Linked DNA regions of Homo sapiens: region 2 is linked to region 1. A link is a contact called in ENCODE Hi-C or POLR2A ChIA-PET data. All regions are on one chromosome and are shown on one strand. The core of a region is the stretch at or near the end of the contact, and the rest is flanking DNA. Distances in the headings are between cores, read along the strand shown.

The links. A loop is a pair of places that touch in the nucleus more often than their neighbours do. ChIA-PET counts read pairs that join two places held with the same protein, here RNA polymerase II (POLR2A). Pooled maps may share reads with other maps.
Region 2: a map with no recorded cell type shows a loop between it and region 1 (17-fold over the local background). The contact joins the promoter of FAM78B here to the promoter of POU2F1-DT in region 1. A Hi-C loop is called at or near these places in 8 of 37 single-sample maps with no recorded cell type and 8 of 50 pooled maps. POLR2A ChIA-PET finds 5 or more read pairs at or near these places in 2 of 52 experiments (activated CD4-positive, alpha-beta memory T cell and activated T-cell).

The regions. Positions count from the first base shown.
Region 1 is chr1:167,217,432-167,224,339 of GRCh38, reverse strand. It overlaps POU2F1-DT (POU2F1 divergent transcript), which reads left to right and starts at 3,804. Exons shown (of 1, transcript NR_185889.1): 1 at 3,804-4,509. It overlaps POU2F1 (POU class 2 homeobox 1), which reads right to left and starts at 3,454. Exons shown (of 16, transcript NM_002697.4): 1 at 3,382-3,454. The coding sequence starts at 3,442. RefSeq lists enhancers at 2,052-2,231, 3,762-3,871 and silencers at 2,292-2,471, 2,482-2,761, 2,982-3,131, 3,482-3,581.
Region 2 is chr1:166,162,458-166,169,047 of GRCh38, reverse strand. FAM78B (family with sequence similarity 78 member B) reads left to right here and starts at 2,047. Exons shown (of 2, transcript NM_001017961.5): 1 at 2,047-3,062. The coding sequence starts at 2,800. It overlaps LOC112268276 (a long non-coding RNA gene), which reads right to left and starts at 3,171. Exons shown (of 3, transcript XR_002958633.2): 1 at 2,994-3,171. RefSeq lists silencers at 1,807-2,296, 2,337-2,396 and enhancers at 2,787-2,836, 2,937-3,106, 2,278-3,180.

The DNA of each region.
Region 1 (6,908 bases), core at 2,555-5,054:
ATGGATTCTAAGGCAAATGGTCTCTCCATTAGCCTAAGCCATGCTCTGATTAAGAAACACAGTTTCTTATAAAAGTCTGGGGGATCACAACAAACATTTATATGGGTCACTTCTATGACTATCTATCTAAAACCCAAATACTCCATTTGAGAATTTTGAGGAAATGAATTTTTACAATAGCATTAAAAGTGAACCAAAATATAAGGCCAGTTAACAACATCCATCCTTTTCTGTATTACAAAAACTGTAACAGCGAAATTTTGCTTGTAAAATCCAATGTACATTTTATCATTTTGTATAAAATATCTACGGCCTCAGTAGTGATTAAATTGCAGCTATAAAGGAAATTGACCCGAAATAAATGGTTTCCCTATGAGAAGGCTTCACTGCTACACTTCACCTCAGGACAATAAATCAAATTAACTGCACCTTGTCCTCTGTCCAATGACATCATCAGTTTGACCACATCTTGGGAATCGGGTGCAAAAACATATGCTATTTAAGGCATGAAATTATATTGCTGCTTTTTGTCCATCTGACCTCATACTTCAGGTCTCTGAAGCAGTCATTCACCTGAAGGTTCTCTTAAAAGCTACAGATTTTTTTTTTTCCTGCTGCATTCAGGGCCTGCCTACTGTGAGTGAAAGAAGAAAAATGGTGAGAACTGGTTATCTGAAATTAGCTTGCGTTTAATCCATCAAACCTAGAATTTTGTTACAAATTAAACTGAAGACCAAAGTCCCACAAAATACATAGCTAGCCACTCACCAAAATGTCTTAACATAATTTCAAAGGTTTAACACATTAGTGTTAAACCCCACTCCTCTAATACTTCCCTCGACTACGCAGCGGTAAACATCCACCAGTGACAGGCAACACTAGTCACACTCACACTCACACACACCCCTACACAAAATAAAAATGTTAAAAGAAAATTTTACCACAGGAAAGACCAAAAATCAAAATTACTGTTTCCTCTAAACAGTAAAAGTTAATCTGCCTCTCACAAGCCAACTGTCCTAAGTCTAGATAAAACATAACATCAATTCTGACAACTTAAAGAGGAGGGGCGGGTGTGCTGGGAGGAGAATAAGTTCCAAGATCAGGGTAAACGCAATGCCTATGTTTATTCTTCTCTTTTCACTCATTTAATCATGACACAAATACTCAAAGAAAACATAACCCCATTTTTTTGTTTTCAGTAGTGCTACAATTAAAATAAGCAAGTCTATGACAATGATAGCACAAAATTAACGTCAGCTCCATTTTAAATTAGAATGAAGATGTCAGAAAGGTAGCACCACACCAAGAAATTATGAAACTGTTGTTAATTGGAATTTCTAATATTTAGCTACTCCACAACTCCTAGAGGAAAAAAAAAGTGTCAGTTTTACAAATACTACAGACCTTTACAAAGCCTTAAAGTATTTAACATGGGGGTGGGGAGCAACCGGGGTACCCATCCCCAAAACAAAGTGATTTGGATTAAACCAAAATAGATTTCATAGGCTCTGAAAATAAAATACAGGACAGATTTTTCCCCCTAGGCCCAATACTACTGCAAAGTATAAGAAAGTCTTTTTAAGAGAAAACAAACCATCACAGAGTTGATACTTAGCTAGGACCTGTTTTAATGCTAGTAAAGCCCCAAGAGAGTTTGTTTTGCCCGCAGAGGAGGGGAAAGTGTGTGGAAGTTGGTGGAGGTAGTCATTTTGGTTATTAGTAAATAAATCAAGCAGCAGAGAACATGAGGCCTAGGCAACTGCTAGAGAAGCCAAGGCCCAGCTTCCCCCCTCTCTTCCCAGCACGGCCTGGGTTTGATCTCAGAGCCCTGCGGATTGCCAAGGAAAAAAAAAATCATATCGAACCACAAAAGCACATGGGGCGAATGTAAAATATAAACACGGCGTTGGGCTGTGAGTGGCTGTTATTAAAGGTCTGAATTACTAAACATGAGAGGCGGGGAAAGCCAGGCGGCCATTTCAATAATATAAACCTCCCCGAATTAGACATTATTCAAATGAGAAGAGGTTCAGCTAAGCAGAGAGTAAAGACGACCCAGCACACAGCGAGAAAACACCGCCACAGAAGAAGGGAGGGGGATCCCCGTCCCTCCCCACCGACTCCCAACAGGAGAGAGGAAATCGAGAATACGATCAACTTGTCAGGCCAGCCCATTCTGGGGCAGGAGGGCAGCCCTTTACATCCAAGTTCTCGGGAGGCCTCTGGGCGCTTCTGGGGCCTCGGAGCGAGAGGCCCCGGAGGGCCACCCGCCCCGTGCGTCCCGGTCAGGCGCAGGGGGTGGGGGGAACGGAGGGGGGGCAGCGGGGAGGGGCAAAGGGAGACGGAGGTCAGACCACGCCAGGCACCTCCAGCCCAACTCGCCCGCGAAGCCCCGGCCGACAACGCAAAGGGGCTGCCGACCGCCGGCCGGGGGCGCGCGGGCCGCCCCAGAGGACATCCCCTCGGAAGGAACTTGCCCCAAGGACTCCTTCCAATCCAGTCCACCCCCCAGGGGGGGCACGCAGACCCCTGCGCGGGTTCCCCACCCCCGCCGCCCCAGGCCACCTCGCAGCGCCCACGACCGCTCACCCCTACCCACCTAGAGAGCAGGCCTGGCTTGGGTCAGGCCACCACATTGGGGACCAGTGGGGCGAGGCCGAAGTGCCTGGGGCCGTGACCCCCGGGCTCAGCCCCGCGCGGGGCGCGGGCAGGGAGCTCTCCCCGCGCGCACCCCCGGTTGCCCTGAGGGCCGCCCCCCAAGGCGGGCAGCGCCCCCCCGCCCGGGCCCGCTCCCGGGGGAAGACGCGTGCGGGTGTCCGGCCGCCGGGGTCCGCTCCGGCCCCGCCGCCTCCCCGGCATTGTGCTCGCCGCCGCCTCCATCCCCCTTCACGCCCCCCACCCCGCGCCCGCCCGGCCCCGGCCGCCCGCCCGCGCCCTACTGCGCCCCGCCGGCCCAGCAGCTATGAATATGTAAAATGTCTTTATTGTCCTCTCCCTCTGCCCCGGCCCCGCCGCCCCGCCGCGGACCCGCTCGGGTTCGGGCACGGCGGCGAGGAGGCGGCAGCGGCGGCCGGCAGAGGAGGAGGGCCGGTGCCGACGGGCAGACGGCGAGCGGCGGCGGGGTGGGCCGGGTGCAGGAGGAGGGCAGTGGATCGCAGCCCCCTTTGCCCCTTGTCTTCCCCCTCCGCCTGGCCGCTCCGAGCCTCTTTCCCCCTCCGCTCAGCGCCCGGCGGGGGCTCAATGCTCCCCGGCCCCCCATCTCCCCGCCGTTAATTATAATAATCCTGAGTACTAATAAATTATGCTAAGTCGCGGGGGGGGGCAGCGGGAGCCGGGGTTGAGTATGAATATGAATATGTAAAATGCTGTAATGATTACCTGCTGCTGCTGCCGCCGCGGCTGAACTCTCATCTTGACTCGCTGCTCCTCCGTCCGCCATTTTGAATATTTTAACCAAAATCGCCCGGTCGATAAACCCTCCCTCGCTCTGGCTCCCCTCCCCCCTCCCGCCCTGCTTGCCTCCTCCCTCCTCTCCGCCCCCTCCCGCTCCTTCCTCTCCCCGGGCGCGCGCCAGGGGGCGCGCGAGGCCGGCTCTGTTCGCCCCGGCCCCCTCAGAAGAGCTCCACCCCCTTCCCGCGCTCTGCGCACGCGCCTTCGGGGCGCTGTGGCCCTTCGGTAGCTAAAGCAGCGCCCTCAATCAGCCAGGCACCCTGTGGCTTCATTTTTCGTCTCGGCTCTGCGCATGCGCGCCTTTCTCCTGCCGCCAGAAGTGTCGCCGGCGCATGCGCTCCCTCTAGCTCAGAACCAGATTATATAGTATCCCGGGCGCCTGTGTCTTCTTACACTTCTCCCTTTTCCTCCCGCCTTGCTTCCCTCCTGGCTTCGCTCCGGTCTCCCCCAGTGGCCTGTGGCATTGTAAAAGCACGGCAAGGAGCGCAGCGGCCAGAAACGTGGGGGCGCGTGGAAGGGCAGTGAGCGGCCCGCGTGCCCTGTGCTCCGCACTTTCTTCAGGGTTTCCGCGCAGTTGAAACATTGGCAACAATGGATAAGCCGCTCCTCGCTAGGTAATTTCCGGCCCTCTGGGCAGGTAGGGGCGGAAACGACCGCCACGGGAGCCGGGCATGAGGCACCTGCTGAGCCACACGCGGGCCTCCCGCTTTAAATTTGAATCCGAGCTAATCCCCGCCCCCGGCTCTGCTAGTGCAGGAGACCCGGCCCCGGCAAACGCGAGGGGGAGTGTCGTGTGATTGTTTTAATTAGCCCTAAATCTCTTCTGCTCTACTTGCTTCTAACGCCAGGCTGGCTTCCTCGGGAGCTAGGCGTCTTATTAAGTCGCTAATTTCCGCCCTACCCTTCCTTTCTGCCTTCACGCCCCTCTAACGCCGCTCCCCCCAATCGAAACAGACCCCATATTCTGAGGCTTCCCCCCGCGCCTTCTTCCCGCCTTGGAACACCTTTTAAAACCTAGCAGTAAGCTGATGACTAATAAAAATGTCGAAATCGTAACTTCATCGTGAATTTTATTTTGCTGTGTTTCTCAGAGTAAATATGGTATTGGGGAAAGGTTTCGCGTTGCACATATCTTTCTTGGTAACTAGACATAATGTTGCTGAGTTTTCTTTATCTTAAATGGCGAAATTCCCTGGACAAAGTCCCAGGTCTAATTATTTTACGAATTTTTAAAGCCCTATTTTTGTTTGTTTGTTTGTTTTTTAAGAATAGAAAGGTGTATTTCATGGTAAGCAAAGTTTAAAAAAAATCAGCTCTAGTTAATCTGTCTTGAGAGATATGACTGAAGTTTAAATTGGGTAGAACTGCTGGTTCTACAATTAAAAACAAAACTGATTTCCAAGTGAGTGCAATTATTTTAATGGGTAAAGTTTTAATCATCAGTCCTAGAATGCTCGTTGGACTCCTTTAACTGTGCAAGTACAGTTAAAGCTATTGTCAGTGACAGGCAACGATTTGGGGGTGGGATTGATTTGTTCGTGGTAATTAAGCCTTAGGGTGTGTGCATGACTGTTTGAACCAAATAATTAGACCGCCCTGTAATCTAATTATTTAGAGCCACGCCAACCAGCACACTTAAGGAAATGAAATATTTAACTAGTTAATCTGGAAATATGGCCTAAGTTATTTTCACCAGCATTACTGTAAGGGAAGTCTCAGAATTGACAACCTTATTGGAAATAGTTAAGTACATGCCCCTGCTCTGGGGACCACAAATTTGAAATCATCTCCATTAAGAAAAAGAGCTCAAATACCCTCATTTAATTTCCTGTCTTCTATTTAATCCTAGTTTTGCTCTTTGGTTCAAAAAGTATATTAATATGACCTTCGGAAAGTCATTGAAGCTAGTGTATGTGTTATGCATTCTTTACTGTTTCACTTCTATAAAAGGAAATTTTCATGGAAAGGATTTTTATTTAAGGAAGGATAGTTCTGTGAGAACAAAAATAGCTTAAAATAGACTGTATCAAAGTTTCATTTTCCTCCTAATGAGTTATTTATGTTTCCAGCTGTCCCCAGTGCCTAGCACAATGCCTGGGCATAGTAGGTGTTCATATTTGTTGAAGAAAAATAGTGAATATACAGTTATGTATGTTAGGATTATTTGTAAAATTAATGTCATTTATTCAATAAAAAATTGTAAACATCTGCATTCTCATGAACTTACTAGGTGCTAAAGATAGGAAAATGTGTAAGACACTACTTTAACCTCAGCAAACTCACATATATCACTTTAAAAAAGAAAAAAAAAAACCCTTACAATACCCTGGGAGGTAGAAACTCTTTATCCCAGTTATCTAGGATGGGAAGATTGAGGCATAGAGATGTCAAGTAACTTGCCCAGTGTCACACCACTATTAAGTGTTAGAGCTAAAATTCAAACACAGGCAAGGGACCGTACTCTTAACCACTACACTAAGTTATTTGCTTTGGGTCAGGCAAAATCTTGGAGGTACATGTATTAGACTGTTCGTGCATTGCTATAAAGAAATACCTGACACTTGGTAACTTACAAGAAAAGAGGTTTAATTGACTCATGGGTCTGTAGGCTATACAGGAAGCATAGCACTGGGAAGGACTATGTTTCTGGGGAAGACTCTGGAAGCTTACAGTCGTGGTGAAGGCCAAGCAGGAGCTTGTACATCACACAGGAGAACAGGAGCAAGAGAAAGGGTAGGGGGGCAGGTGCCACACACTTTTACAAGAACTCACTGTCATGAGGACAGCACCAAGGCGATGGTGCTAAACCATTCATGAGAAATCTACCCCAATGATCCAGACACCTCTGTATTAGTCTGTTCTTCCACTGCTATAAAGAAATACCTGAGATGGGGTAATTTACAAAGAGGTGTAATTAGCTCACAGTTCCACAAGCTGTGAGATACACACTTAACCAGATCTCATGAGAACTCACTGTCACCAGAACAGCAAGGGGGAAATCCACCCCCATGATCCAATCACCTCCCTCCAGGCCCCACAACCAAAATTGGGGATTATAATTTGACATGAGATTTGGTGGGGTCACAGATTAAACCATATGGGTACATATAGTTCAGTATAGGAAGGGAACAACACATTAACAAACAATGTCCTTGTATATAATGTCATAATAAAAATGTAGGCCAGGTGCAGTAGTTGCACCTAAAATCCTACCACTTTGGAAGACTGAGGCAGGAGGATTGCTTGACACCAGGAGTTCAAGACCAACCTGGGCAACACAGTCCCTGTCTCTACAAAAAGCCAAAAGTTAAGGTGGGTGTGGTGGCACACACCTATGGTCCCAGCTCCTTAGCTCCTTGGGAGGCTGAGGTGAGGGATGAGGACTGCTTGAGGGCAGGAGTTCGAGGCTGCAGTGAGCTATGATGGTGCCACTGCACTCCTACCTGGGTGACAGA
Region 2 (6,590 bases), core at 798-3,297, 1.1 Mb after region 1:
CCCTACTAGAGGGTGAAGGGTAGGAGGAGGCAGAGGATAAAAAAAAAATACCTATTGGGTACTATCCTCATTACCAGGGTGATAAAATAATCTGTCCAACAAACCCCTATGACATGCAATTTACCTATATAACAAACCTGCACCTGTACCTCTGAACCTAAAAGTTAAAAAAATTATTCACCAAACCCAGTGATCAAGGTTAATAACACCAGTAAAAAGTCATATTGCTATCATGTACCCCTGACATAATGCAATGAGAAGGCACTTCATCTTCATGGTATTCATCCCCCAAATCCAAAACCCTGGTCTAATCATGAGGAAACATCAGATAAATGCAAATGAGGAACAATTCTACAGAATATCTGACCAGTCCTCTTTAAAAATGTCAAGGTCATGAAAAACAGAGAAAGACTGAGAAGCTGTCACAGATTGAGAAGAATAAGGAGATGTAATGACTAAATGCAACATCATATCTTGGATTAGATTCTAGAGAAAAAAAGACATTAGTGGAAAAACTAGTAAAATCAAAATAAAGTCTGTAGTCTTAATTTTAAAAAGAAAAAAGATATGGTCTATCAACAACCAATTGATTCTTGGACAGTGATTCTGATGCCCATGGTCGACACATAACACCTTGAGAAATGCCTTGACTGTGAGTTGTTTCTCCCCCTCAGTACAGGATGAGTTCTTTCATATCTCTATGCATTTTGCATTTGCCAAATGCTGGTCCTGTACTACTCATTCACCTTTCTCTTTTCAGTGAGACTCTACAGTCTGTCAGTATTCAATTTAAATGTCACTACTTGAGCAAAGTCACACGTAAATCTCTCAGTGGCCAGAGAGCCACTGAGTGGCTCTCTGACCACTGAGGGATTTACATGTGGCCAGAGATTTACATGTCTGGCCTTCCACGGCACTGGATACACAACCCCACTAAAGCAGGTGTCACAGTTTACTATAATAACTTGTTAACAGGTTTATTTTCTCCAGTGATCCATGTGCTCTTTTTCAACTTTGAATCCCTAGTACCTAGCACTATGTTTGGCTCCTGCCAGGCAGGCAGTCAGCCTTTGCTGAATGAAAGGACCAGTGATTGAGGTCTGTGGCTACACGGTAAAATGAGAGAGACGAGTCATCAAAGGGAAAAACTGCTTTTTTGTTAACTATAAAGTGAACCAAGGTGTCAGAACAGTTAAAACAAGGATGAAGAGTGCTTTTAGATCTCAATCAATTTTTAAATTACTCGTCACACCTGTCCTAGCTAAAGACTAACTCTAGCACCTCCTGCGGCCTGTTAGTCAGTATTTCACACTTGGGCAGCAGATCCAGCAAATGTTCAATGATCGCAGAAGAAATACTTAGAAGCTATTGGCTTTGAAAATAAAAATGTAAGAAGATGCCTAGTAAAAGCATCTGCTAAATATTCTTCCTGTTTGGCACATTAGACTGCAGTATCAGACACATGACCGTGGTCATACTGTACACAATGCCCAATGTCTGCCAAAACTCTGGCATATGAGAGACTTAGTGCTGGAGTACGGAGGGATTCTTCCGGTATCCCCACTACACACAGTGGTGGAAAGAAGAGCTTCCAGAACAAACCCAGTCAGGCAAAGAGGCAAATACACTGCATTTAGTAACGCTGCTGGAGCCCGCCCTTCACCCTTTCTGAAGGTAGGATACTAAAAGGGCTCAAGCCTAAATCTAATCCAACAAGCTATATTCTGAATAACGACCAATCTCTGATAAAGCTGTTCCCCTAACCCTTCTGCTGCCCGAAACACTCACTCTACAGCCCCTACTGGGCTACCGGGTTCCCCACTGGACTCTGGACAGCGCCGCGCCCTGCTCGGCCTCACCCACCCGGTGGCGCTTGGGCCCGCCCTAGTCCCCCACCCCCACCCCAGGGCACCACCTACCAGGGCCCCGCCCCGCCTCAGCCCCACGTGCGGGGCCCCACCCCGGCGCTAGCGGCCCTTTAAACACCCCCACCCTTACACATTACCCCCCCCCCACCCGGACGGCAGCCGAATAGGGACAAAACTCATGGCGTACAGCCAGTTTCCTCCGCGGAGCACGTCCTGTGCTGCTCCAGCCGTTGGGGCTCTCCACCCCGGGCCACAGCCTCCTGGCGCCCCCCGGGCCGAGGCAGCCGGGCCGAGGAGTGTCGGTGTGGTCCGGCTACGGGGCGGGGCCGGCGGGAGCTCCGGTCGCCGCCGCCGCCGCTGCTGCCTCCGCCTGCCTCTTGGGCCGCCCGCTCGCCCGCCGCTGGGTGCGCTGCACGCGGGGGGCAGCCGTGGTGCAGAGGTTCATGCAGCGGCGGCGGCGGCGGCGGCTGCTGCTGCTGCCGCCGCGGAGGCAGACAGACCGGGCGCTGCCACCGCCGCCCTCCCCCGGCTCCATGCCGCCGCCGCTGCCGCCTCCTCCTCTCCGGCGAGGGGCGGGGGGCTCCGGCCCGGGGTGGGCACCATTCCTCGCAGCGCCGCTCCCCTCCCTGCCCTCCGCCCGGGCGCTGGAGCCGGCGAGGGCACCCGCCGCCTCCTAGGAGTGCACCCTCCGCGCGCCCTGCCGGAGCGAGGGGGCGGGCGTGGGCGGACGTCGGGGCAGCGGGGACCCCGCGCGGCTGCAAGAGGAGGGGGCTTCCCCAAGGATGCCCGGCGGCTCCCCGCTCCTAGGTGCGAGCTGAGTCTGACCGGGAGCGAGCGGCGCGTCGCCATGCCGGCGTGACGGGCGCCCCCGGCTGCCCGCGCGGGCCCCCGCGCTGCCCCACGCCGCGCCGTGCCGGCACCGGGCTGCAGGATGGGCTGTATCCAAAGCATCACCTGCAAGGCGCGGATCCGGCGCGAGAACATCGTGGTGTACGATGTGTGCGCCACCATCGACCAGTGCCCCACGCGCATCGAGGAGACCTCGCCCATCGTCCTGCGCTACAAGACCCCCTACTTCAAAGCCTCCGCCCGCGTGGTCATGCCCCCCATCCCCCGCCACGAGACCTGGGTGGTGGGCTGGATTCAGGCGTGCAATCAGATGGAGTTCTTCAACACCTACAGCGACCTGGGCATGTAAGCGACTCGCCGCGCGGCACGGGAGCGGACTCTGGGCCCCCAGCTCTGCTTGCCACCTTGACCCCCCTCCCCAGCTCCTTCCTACTGCTGTCCCCATCGTCTTTCTAAACCTTCCTCCCGCCTCCTCTCCCACCTCCCTCCTCCCTACGCTTTTGTTTCAGTGACAGGGCGGGTGTAGGGAGGCTCCTTGCGAAGGCATTTTCTCGTGGTTTGCTTCTGACTTCCCAGAAACGCGAGGAGAAAGGTGCGGGGCGGGAAGAACGCGACAAGGAGGGTTCGAGAGGCGGAGGTGGGGATGGCTGGCGAGTGCCTGGCGAGTTTCAGGGCGCCGTCTGTGCTTTGTGGGGCTCCCCGGGAAGAGTTTGGGGGAAACCATAGAGGAGTGGAGTGGAGTGCCGGGGGCGCATGGGCTGTGCCGCGCGTCCTTTGGAGAAACCGGAGCGGGCTTGGAAGAGCAGGTCCCGGGCATCCGAGCGGGAGTTGGTAGTTCTGTCCTTGCCCTCGCGACTGTTGAAGTTTCGAACCCTTGTCCCCCGGGCCAGGGAGCCCGGAGGCGTTTCCGTCTGGAACCACAAGCCGGACACAGTTGCCTCTCTGTTTCCGCGCCCCCTGGACCAGTTCTGGTGGGGAGCTGGAAGGCACCGAGTGCGTCCCGGCCAAGAAGGGCGGATAGCCTTGTGCGAGCAGCGTTCGGCTGGCGCGGCGCGGGGTGTTTCTTATGCTAAAGGAAAGGATGGATCTCTTGTCTGTCTAGGGTCCTTACTTTTTAAAACTTTCCTAATTGCGGCACTGGAAGGGATTCCCCTGGCGCCCACCGCCGAATTCTATCGGCGAGCTGGGAGCTCTCCAACTTTCAGCAGCGCCGGTTGGTGCGCGCCGGGCTTGGCTGCTGCGGTGAAGACCAAGGATCGCCGCGGCTCCTCAACCGCCAGGGGCCGCAGGCTACGGGCGGTCGCGTCCGGGACTTTTATATTTACCAAATTTTCATAACTCCGCACCCGCCTCCTTTCAGAACTAGACTCTGAGCAGGTGGCAACGACAATAGCTAAAAGGTTTAGGGCCTGCCTTCTACCTGCTGTTACAATGTAGGTCTAGAACACCCTAATTAGCCAGTCTGCAGCCTACAGGGAAACCCTTTTTCTGGAAATTCAACCTCATTTCACTTATTAATCTAAAACTCTAGAGCTCCCAAGGTTCGTCTATTTAATATGGATATGGGGTGGGGGAGTTCCCATTTTAAAAGGTCAAACCATCTTTTTAGCAGCAGTTTGCAGGCTTTTTATTGCACTCTGAGAGCATGTCAGTTAACACTAGTCATAGGCGCTAAAAGAAATTTGACAGGTCGTTGTTTTCCTTTTTTCCTCCCAAAGATTTTGCACTTTTCTCTTTAAGCACAAAAGCTTAATCCTTGAGAAAACTCAATTCCTAGTGAAGAAATGTGAGGCCCAGTTTCCAATATGCCTCAGCACACTGTATTCTTCCAGAGAAGACAGCTAGATGTGAGAAATGGGGGATATTTTATTTGGGGCGAATCATGCCATTTAAAAACTGACATACCCTCAAAAGAATGATTATATGTGAACACATGTGTCTCTTAAAACTGCTTTTTAAAATAAATCCATTGTTTCCAGCCAAGTCAGAGAAAGCCACAGGCAGGGCAAGAGCCCTTCCTCTCATTTCCCTGGCCTCACCCTGATGGCAGTGGGTTGCTGGAGGACAGCAAGTGCTCCCCACAGCAGCCTGGGGCCCCTGGTAGAGGAAGCCAGGAGTGACTGTGCAGAAGCAGCCTCACTTTTCCCAAGACTGCACAGCGGAACTCTCTGTTGCCTCAAATCTCTTATGAATAAGTAAAAGCAAATATATAAATACAGAATTATTTCCGTAAAACTTACTTTACCTTAGGAGAAGTCAAGTTGAGATATAAACAGACATGGTAGTTGAACTTCCTGGAATCTATAGGGAAGGTATGTCCTCACTGGAACCAACTTTAATGGATATGAATCAGTGACAGGATTCCTGACCCTTCCCCACTGAATCCTTGCATTTGGGATTTGGAAAGTGGTTTTGTTTTTAAACTGCCACTTTTGATATTTTAAGATTCTTGGTTTTCATGTAGATGTAGGAGAGCAAAAATAGACCCCCAATAAATCATAAAGCATATTATTATAGATTTGTGTCCACAGTCTACCTGTTTCTTCATGGTTGCAATAATTGCTATGTGTTAAAGGCCACTTTGGAGCCCAAATTTGAATGAACCAATTTCCACAAGATATTTATGCCTGGAAAATTTTGCTAGTGTAAACTTTTTAATGGGAATTCATATTGCATGAAAGTTGCTGCAGTCTATTAGTTATTATGTCTACTTTAGCCAATATCTGGATTGTAAAAAATAGCATGGAGTGATTTTTCACCTCTGTGCAGTGTTCTGTCACATGAACCACAATATGGTGAAAGGGTTTGGATTAGAAAACTGCCTTTTCAATATTTTGAAAAGGATTGTGCCAGAGGAAATCCACAACATAAAATGGCAAGAAACTCCTGTTTACAGGATTGAAAGAAAGCCTGAGGTTTTGTGGTTTAAATTGTAAACTTTTCCAAGAAGGGGTAGGCTTCTAAAAGAACATTTGAAATAGTTGATGGCTATGATGGCCAGAGCTTAATTTGAACTTGAACTCATTTCCATGGCACTTCCTCGAATGATTCTATAGAAACCAGGCTGGTGAAGAGTTGTGGCACCTATTTATTTCTCATTTGGCCCTGGTGAATCTTGCTAGTGCAGCCTTGAACAGACTGCTGCAAGTCTTCATCCCTCGGGGAGGAAGGGCTCCTGACTCTCTCAATCAACCTGTCAATATACAAACATTTACCAAATGCTTCTGCTGTGCAGGCAGCAGCACCAAAGAAAAAGGAATATGCAGGCAGTTTTCACTGCTTCTCATTATAAGACGACAAATGCAGAGAAAAGCAGCGCTCTTTGGTGGTGTGGAAGAAATGCCTGAGAGCGCTGGCGGGCCAAGCAGGGTGTTCTAGAGGTGAATGGACTCAAGGTGAACTCTGAGGTATGGGTAATATTCAGGTAGGCAAGGAGGAGGGACTAATTCCAAAGGGGAAGACCAGCAAAAATATGGAGGTAGGAAAATAGAAGGTGTTTTAAGGGGGCATAAGTGGGCCAGAGTGGAGTGTTCAAGAAGGAGAACAGTAGGAGATGAGGTTTGAAAGGTAGCTTGGGGTCTGTTGGGTGGGCCCAGAATAACATAGTCTGGAAAAGGAAAAGATTAAAGTCAGATCTTGACCAGACAGAGGATGTCAGGAAGCTCTTCCTATCTTCTTTATACCTCTTGAGTATGCAGAAGCTTTCCAACAGAAGTGGAAGACGTTTATAATGGAACAGTTTTGAATGCTGGAGTACAACGCTGAAGAGGTTTCCTGAGTAAGATTTGAGCAAGGAATGGGGCTCTTGTGCCAGGGTTGAATGAGATGAAGACAAGGTCAGGGAAAACCAGCAATAGCTAAAGCCCCTTCTCA